2 separate regions of the Homo sapiens genome follow, and region 1 is linked to region 2. Evidence: chromatin contacts called from ENCODE Hi-C or POLR2A ChIA-PET data. All regions are on one chromosome and are shown on one strand. Each heading gives the region's core, a stretch centred on a gene start or an enhancer-like site at or near the end of the contact. The rest is flanking DNA. Distances are from core to core; before and after follow the strand shown.

What was found. Hi-C counts contacts between places; a loop is a spot of excess contacts on that map. ChIA-PET counts read pairs that join two places held with the same protein, here RNA polymerase II (POLR2A). Pooled maps may share reads with other maps.
Region 1: a pooled map of gastrocnemius medialis shows a loop between it and region 2 (2.2-fold over the local background). The contact joins two enhancer-like sites. A Hi-C loop is called at or near these places in 2 of 168 maps with a recorded cell type or tissue (MCF 10A and gastrocnemius medialis) and 5 of 50 pooled maps. POLR2A ChIA-PET finds 5 or more read pairs at or near these places in 1 of 52 experiments (MCF 10A).

What each region holds. Positions count from the first base shown.
Region 1 is chr4:41,367,960-41,371,972 of GRCh38, forward strand. It overlaps a transcript of LIMCH1 not described here. Among named protein-coding and RNA genes, the nearest start is that of UCHL1, 110 kb to the left of the region's middle. Within about 2 kb of position 1,837, at least 12 of the 41 ENCODE cell types and tissues checked have a DNase peak (open chromatin) inside an H3K27ac peak, as active enhancers do; they include gastrocnemius medialis, where a contact is called at or near this core.
Region 2 is chr4:41,568,263-41,572,729 of GRCh38, forward strand. The region is part of intron 1 of LIMCH1 (LIM and calponin homology domains 1); the gene reads left to right. It overlaps LOC105374423 (a long non-coding RNA gene), which reads right to left. Exons shown (of 4, transcript XR_001741667.2): 1 at 1-4,467. Among named protein-coding and RNA genes, the nearest start is that of LIMCH1, 32 kb to the left of the region's middle. Within about 2 kb of position 1,834, at least 6 of the 41 ENCODE cell types and tissues checked have a DNase peak (open chromatin) inside an H3K27ac peak, as active enhancers do; they include gastrocnemius medialis, where a contact is called at or near this core.

The DNA of each region.
Region 1 (4,013 bases), core at 587-3,086, 200 kb before region 2:
TCAGCCTTATTTTTTTGCCAAGTATGTTCACCAAATGGGTCTGCACCAAGTGAGGAACTGAAGTTATATTTATTGCAATGAGTACATAGCTATCTTTTTCTCCCCTCAGAAGTGTTTAAAAAATATTTTGAACAATTATTTTATTTTAATTGAATATCTTATTCCAATTGAAATGGAATGAAAGCGACAATAAGCTCAGTCAAATTGTTAAAATATGAAAATAATTATTTGGGAGACTTGGCTATCACTCATTTGTAAGTTTGCTTCAGTATAAACAGTGGCAAAAATAAGCATTAATATTTTAATGTGTGAAAGTGTGCTTTCAAAAATTATTTCCTGAAAAGTGTTTACTGAGCTCCAACAATGTGCAGCATAGTGTTAGGCATGGTGTTAGGTAATGAACAAAATAAACATACTTCCTGCCCTCATGAAATATACAATGTGGCAGGGGGACAGAGAGATTAAACAATACATATATAATTACGATTTGGAATACATACTATGAAGACAAAGAATGGGGCAGGGGGGATTAAGAGAAAAGCACTCTTTAAAAAGACAAGGATTCTTAGTGAAAATAAGATTTAAGCTAAGACCACGGAAGAATTCTAAGCAGGAGAATTTGATTGATGATGATTTATTGAGAAAAGGGCTTGCGTTGGATGCTACACATACTTTTATTATGATTGTGTTTTGAAACAAGGTAGGGTAGAAACACTCTTAAATTTCTCTAGGTCTATTGAAGGTAGATATGTGTTGGTGGTAGGGCAGGGGGTGAAGGTACCTGCCTCGGAAGTTCTTGAATATTCCTTGCAGGCCACTCAGAGTTTGCATGATGATCCACTGTCCATTTTACATCTGAGGCACAGATAAGAACTCTTCTAAGAAAAATGCGGAGAGGACTTTGGGATTTGTGTTTGAGCCTAGACTCTGGATTAAAATTCTTGGACAAAATAGAGGCTGTAGAGGCTGTACTCCACTCTTAGCAGGAAGGGGCTGCGGGAAACCTGCTTGCTTTTCAGTGAGGGAAGAGAGCCATTTTGTGTGAGACTTAGGGTGGTGACCCACAGATGTCTTCTCATTTGGGAACTTTTCCCAAATTCTTCCAAAAGAGGGGGCTTTATAAACTACTAAAGCCAGGTGCCCTTTGGGATCCTCATAAATTGTAAACCCTGGAGGTCCTTGACTGAGATTCCTTTCAACACTTGAACTACCATTCTTAGACCCCCTCCCCCATCTTCCCAGTCTAACATGGCTGCTGGAGAGTCGTGATCACATCACCTTTCCAGGAAGCTGGATGGAGGCAAGGAAAGTGAAGAGTGCATCCTTCCCATATAAGGTGGCTTCTGGGAAACCCTTTCTGACATACTGGCTACTATTTTATTGCCCAGAACTTCAGGAACATGGCCCTTTCTGTATATAGGAGAGACTCTGGAGAAGGATCTTTTACCCCAGGCAGGAGTAATGCTCAGATAATATTCTTGAGTTGTATTCCTCAGGAAAAAGGGGAGAATGGCTATTGGGGTAGCCACAACCTGGAATGCCCCTTCTCCACTTCTCCAGGGACAAATCCTTTCAAGATAGAGCTTAAACCCGACTGCCTCTGCAGCATGGTCCCTGATTCCTCTAAGCTCATTAATCCTTCCCTTCTTTGTACACACCTGAGCCTCAGTTTTTGCCTTTTTTTTAGAAAAGTTGCTGTATTTTACTATCACGAATTTTTTTTGTGTGTGTGTGTGGTGGGGGGATTTGCCTCCTTTGGTGAACCCCAGAGCCCTGTGGCCAAGGACTGCGTCTTAGTCATCACCCTGTTCCCTCCTTGTTTCAGCCAGGCTGTTCCTCACTAGGGCCTCACAGCCACATTTCCCCACTGCCTGAGCGCTTTCTCAGTGAGTCTGTGCCCAGCTACGGTTGCCTGATTGGCACTTGGACTTGGCTGTGGCAGAGAAAATAGACTCTGTTGCTGCCCTGACAGGAAGCAAAGTGTGTGTGTGTGTGTGTGTTTTGTAGTGATTAAAAAAAGCAGTTTACCCAATAGTTGCCTGGAGACAGTCAGTGATTGGACACTCGGAGGGTGATTTCTCTGTTGGCCCTTGGGTGAAGATATTCTTTAGGGTGCTAACCCTCCCCTCAAGTTAGACTGGGTCAGGGCTCGTTGGAGTTCCTGGCTGCAAGGCGGGAGAGCAGACATCTCTTTTCTTTAAATAAACATGCCCCCAGCATTCGGCCTTAGGGCTCTCACCTTCTCTTTCTTTCCCTAAGTCAAAGCAAACCTCTCTTTCACCTGTTATAGAAGTCTAGCTAATTCCCACTTCTTAGGATGAGGGAAAGATAGAGCACTTCCAATGATAGTGAATCTAAAAAGAAATGGAAGAATTTTTATTATAGTGGTCACCTGTATGAGTTCTTATTAGACAGGTATTTTTAAAGGAAAAAAACCCAAAATAACTGACTAGTAGCTGGTATCCATGGTATCAATAAATGGCCACGGCTGTGACTGTTAATTGTCATGACCCAATGGGAGCACTGAGAAATAGCATCCCCTCTTCTTTTCCTATGGAAAATTAAAAAAAAAGTTGCCTGTGGAGCTGAATGTTGTCATCAGCCAACAGATGAGGTTGCCACCTTTTTCCCTAAGGGACCATGCAAGATGTCATAAATAGGAGGGGCCAGTGACAAGTAGAAGCCTGATTCATTATGCTGTTAGAGTTGACAGAGTGTGATAATAGTGATAAAAATGGCTAGTTCAGTGCCAAATAAAAATAACAGCAAACACACTTCTGGAACACTTACCATGTACAAGCGGTAGTCTAGGAGCTTGCTTGAGTGGTAGTGTAGGTGCTTGCATGAGGTGGTATATTGTGTATAGAACAAACACCCAGCACAGTGCCTGATATATAAGATACTTCTCAAGCAAGCACTGTTTATGGCCGTTTTACAGATGGGAAAATGGAAGCACGGAAATGGTAAGTGATATGCTTGAAGCCACACAGATAATCAGTGGCAGAGCTGGGATTTGAACCCAGGCAAACTGGTTCCAGAGCTTGGACTGGTGACTGCTGTGTCCCGCTGCCTTATCCTTAACAGCTGCTCCGTATATATTTACTTATTGGAAAAAGTACCTTTGCAGAGTTAGTATTTGGGACCCTTTAGAAGTAAAAGCGAAACTTCTAAAAAGATCATGGTCCCAAGTAACTACCTAACCAAGCAGGTGACCTGCCTCTCTCCTTCTCTCTCTTCATTCCCTTAATGGTTCAATATGCTGTTTATTGAGCATCTTCTATATACATAGCACCGTTAGTTGCGAGGAAACAATTTCATCCATATGGCTCCCAAGCACATTCTCTGAAACTGGAACCCTTTCAATATGTTTTAAAAGATAATTGTCAGTAGGGTGGTTAGGACCATGATGAAAAATCATTACAGGAGCCCAATGAACCATCATCAGTGGGTGGAACCATTTTTACTCCCTTTCACTTCACGTCTATTTCCCCAGTCTTTTTCTCCTTGATTGGAACCTGACTCCCCCACTGGATTCAAATAGTCCTTGATGCTGAGATCCAGACTGGAATGATTATAAACAAGGGGAAGGAAAATGTGGATTTAGGGTGCCTCCCTGCCAGGCACCGTTAGTTCTTTGCGTATGGTATTCTGTTTAGTCTTTGTGTAACACAGGTATCTGCTGCCCCCGTCCCAGTTTGAAGTTCTCTACTGTGCCTGTTTCAATAAATTTCACCCATGTTAAGACTGGCAGGCCTGATCCCACGTAGCTCCTGAGTCCCCACATAGTGCCCACATGATAGTTCTTCTTTTGGCCTCATCTGGCACCTCCCAACAGCAGCTCCACTCTTAGACCTCTCATGTGGCACAGGCTCTGGCATTCTGAACAAATATAGTTGGCTATTTTATAATGTCGGTTTCTGTAATGAGGATTATTACATATGCGATTGGGAAATAAGAGAAGCATGCTTGGTAAGGTGCAAGTTGCGATGGTTCATGTGAGATTTTTATTAACA
Region 2 (4,467 bases), core at 584-3,083:
TACAGACTCATCACTAAGAAAGCTTTCCTATCACTTTACAATAAATTGTGTAATCTGAAAATAATTTTAAAACAAAAAGTTATCAAGGTCCAGCTTCAGGAGAGCCAACGTGACAGCTGACCTGATGCACCGGAGTTACAACACAAGAACTGTTGCATTCCCTTGCAATGGTGTGTCATGGGTTTGATCCACATGCACACAGAGTATATGTATTGAAAACAGTGGTGACATAATGTTCTACTTATTTTTGGATCTAGATTTCTTCAAAAACTAATGCGAGAAAAATACTCTAAAATGGATGATTTCTTCTGGCTATCCTTCAGAAAGACTGAATGAGAAAAATATGATGCTGCTAAAATAGGCCAAAATGTTGATGAAATGTCTGTGGATATTGGAGGATATACTCAAATGTAAATTGTCTCCTTTGTCATAAAATAAGGCGAGGCTATAGGTCGAGGTATTGGCAGTTACTATGAATAGTAAATAACCATTGAAAGATTGCTTGACTTTGAAATTGATTGCAGAGATAAACATTTAAAAGTTTTCTCTCAAATTTCTAGACATGTTATTTACCTCTCTATTCAGGTTATGTGGCCCATCTTTGTGCATTGGCAGTCTTATTACATTTTTTCTTCTCTTTTTTTCTCTTTGTGTTTTTAGTCTGTCATTCTCTTGATCTTCTACATATGGTGTAATGAAAATATGCACAGAATGTAATCAAGAAATGTCTCATATAATTAAAAAAAACAATTTAGTGCTTCTTAACATTGTACTAAATAGAAATTACCAACTGAGGGAAACTGATAAGAATTGACTGTGTAAATGCCTACACCCGAACCAGCATAGATATTGTTTAATAATTGGTTTTGTTTCTCATGATAAATAATGCTGCGTGACCTGTTACCCCACTTGAGAGATGCAGGAGTTAGAGATCAAAATGCTCGCTTTCTTAATGAGAAGAGCTCAATTGAAGACTTCGGTCTGTGGCAAGGGTGCCTGCTGCCCTTTTAGCCTGAACGAAGCCAGACTTACCCACTCAGCCACCAGGAAGAGCCCACCATGCAGTTCTCTCCTGTAGGGGCAGCTCCCGTAAAACCTGTAGTATGGAGTGGAAGAGAAAGTGCACATTTTGCCCGAAGTTGGAGGAAGAGGCTTGGCTAAACATGCTCAGTTCCTTCATCACTCAGATACCCCATGAGCAAGAGGGCAGAAAAATGCCCAGGGGTTATGCTAAGGGAGCTTCCTCTACTTGGAAACGCGAAGTAAAAGAATAGGAGGGTCGGCCCTCAACAGTCAATTAGGAGATGAGGCACAGCTGAAATCTAGGACCTGTTTTAAATCTGGCTGAACACATTAGCTATATAGTACCTGTGGTTTCCAAATACTATAGTAAATATATTGTATGTACTCGGATTACTGGAGATGCATTGTCAAAGTAGTCAAGTCAAGGACCATATTCAATATTGAAGTGGGTTTCAAAGATAATGAAACATAATAAGGACTCCAAAAATGCCACTAAAAGCAGATTCTCAATATTAGCTGTGCATCAAATTCACTTTAGTTCACTGAAAAATAACCTGTTGATTAAAATTCTGTTCCTCGTCATCATCAGGAAAGGATTTATGCTTTAAAGTTCCTATGCTATTTAATCTATTTTGCATTTCTCTGGCCATTGTGACTGAATTTCTCTTTCATGAGTAAATAGATAAGACTAAATGACAGCCATTTATAGCATCATTGCTGAGGACACAGCTGAGGGTCTGCCCAGCATGAACCACATGTTTGCAGAATGGTTGGTGGACAGCAGGTCCCAGCGTGGGATATTAGGTATGAGTGTCACCATGTGTCTCAGTAACACAGAACGGTATCCTTGGCAATGTACTCTGTGACCTCCACAAAACATTAGATATGCTGCATCAGCTTGACTGCTGAAAATAGTAAGCCTGCCTGGCACGCATAATTCTGTGGCCATTCTGTGCTTTAACCAGTAGTCTTACAGCGAAGCTCTGACCTGAGGCATTCTGCTTATAGCACTAACAAAACTTTGCTTTCCAAGGGGTTAAAGAAATACTTTCAAAACATGTGGCCTCACTTCCACTTAATTGCTGTAGGGACTCTCTGGTTTCAACAGGAGCCTTTGAATCTGAAGTTTAAGCCTTGCTTTTGTTCTATCAGCCCTCTTTTCCTTCAGTGATATGTTTTGCATTAGCGTTGCAGTGGAGTAGACACTAGCCTGTATTGATTTTGGTTTGCATGCTTATGCTAAGGCAGAGGTGTTAATTTTGAGGAAGAATGAATCCTGGTTTGGACCTGTGCACTTGAGGAAAGGAGGAAATTATAATTTCCACCATCTGTAACAGTGGCCCTGCTCCGAACATTTTGTGGCAAAGAAATGTTTAGTAGGTAGCTCTGGGCGGACAAGAGGGATTCAAGAATCAATAACATTTAGGCAAAGGTTAAAGACAGAAGGATGAATGGCACCGCCCAACAAAAATAGACTGATGAGAGTTATTGGCCATGGGGTGTGACTTGGAGAAACTGTCGTTTAAGGATTGGGGGAGAAAAAGGGACTCAGGAAGAGGACTGAGAAAAAGAAACAGAGAAACAGTGGAAAGTGGAGCATTCTAGCATCCATTTGAAGGAGAGTGCAGAAATAGGAGGTAATGAACTGTGTCAAATGCAGGTAGAGATTTAGCACATTGCAAGAACTGAAAAGTGTCCCTTGGATTAGCAAGTAAGGAATGATTGTTGACCGTAAGAGGATTTGTACCAGATGGTGAGAATTGAAGTCAGATTGTGAGGGGGATCAAACAGGAGGAGAGAAATAAAGACTGTGATTATGATCAACTCTTGTGGGCAGGAGAGCTGAGAAAGAAGAGGAGAGAATGTGTGGCTCAGGGAGCCACACAGTCCTTGGAGGACTGTTCGTTAGGGTAGAAATGTTTTTTGTCTTGTTTATAGGACAAGGAGAAGACTGGTGAGAAAAAGATGAAGACAGAGACAGAGAAGAGAGGGGAAAATAAGTGTGAAGTCTTGGAAGTTAGGAAGGGATGACTTTGACAAGGAAGGAGAGACTTCTTTTGTCCTCGGAGCAGGGGAAAGGAGACGGAACACAGGAGTGTATAAAAAAGGAATGGAGTATTGACAGTGCCGTTTCTGGAGGCCTTGACTTTCTCAGGGCAGCAGCAGGCAAGGATGTCTGAGAGTAAGTGGGAGGGGTGTCACAGAGAGAATATGAAGAGAGAAGCAGGAGGTTGGATTTGTTGTTGAGGGGAATGGGATAAAATTATGGCCTCAGTGAGGACTCAGCTGAATTTGGAAACAATGAATTTATAAGGGAGCCAACATGTTCCACTGGGTGATCAACAGGTTAAAAGTTTGGTGTGAGGTCCAAGAACTAGTGCATTTTGAGGGTGAGCAAGAGCCTGATGGATAATGTGTTCGGCCATGGAATATGATACTGGATTATCTACAGTATCACTGCAGGTAATGACAAGATTCAAAGTGGGTCTCCAGAGTGGTGTGGTGCCTGGCCTCAAAGGAAGGGGAAGTAGATGGCTTTTATAGGGTTTGATGTCAAGGATGTCGAAAACCATTGCCACCTCAGAAACCTTTATTCTTATTAGGTATTTACCAGAGCCTGAAATTCCTTGAGGGGTGCCTTATAGCAAGCAGCCTTTCATTTATAGTAAACTGGAAATATATTTGAGACTGGGGATATTTTAATCTCCAATGATTTCTACCTAAGCGTGAATGAAACATGAAAGGAGCAGTTCTAAGAAATAATTATTGGTTGGTTTGTTGATAGGGGTGGGAGCAAATGGAGAGGCTGAGATGGGCACTGAGTATGAGAAAAAGAAACGTTAGCTGCTGAGCTGAATTCTGCTTTGTCAAACTTTTCTAAACACTGCTCCATCTGGAAATGTAACACAATTAACAACATCTTCACAGATGCAAGACAATGATCTTGCAAGTGCCCCACTCAAATTATTATTATAAGTTGTATAGAGATACACACAGTTCGGGGGTTTAGAAACCACAGAGAAACAAAATTTGACGATTGGCAATACATTGGATTTAGGGGAATTACCATTGGATTTGGTTTTATATTACATTTTAGTGTCCAAGATTGCATATTTTACAATACTAGTTTTTTTTACTTAAGGAAAGAAAATATGAGACATCTTAATACCAAAAGGAAAATTAAGAGTGGAATTTGAGTGATGTGGAATTTGACAGTGAAGTAAATAAAAAGAAGGACCTCTGAGATAAGATTTTCTGGCAGAAAAAAGCAAGGCTCTTAGTAGCAAATTTTAAATGAGTAATGGTCAAGGAAAATAACGTGAAACAGATTCTCTCATAAGCTTGGATGAGAAAACACAGAAAGGAATAATGCAAGGTCAGGCTGAAATGAACTGTAATTAGAGTCTGTGAAATCGCACAACCAGAGTATTGTCACATGGTGTT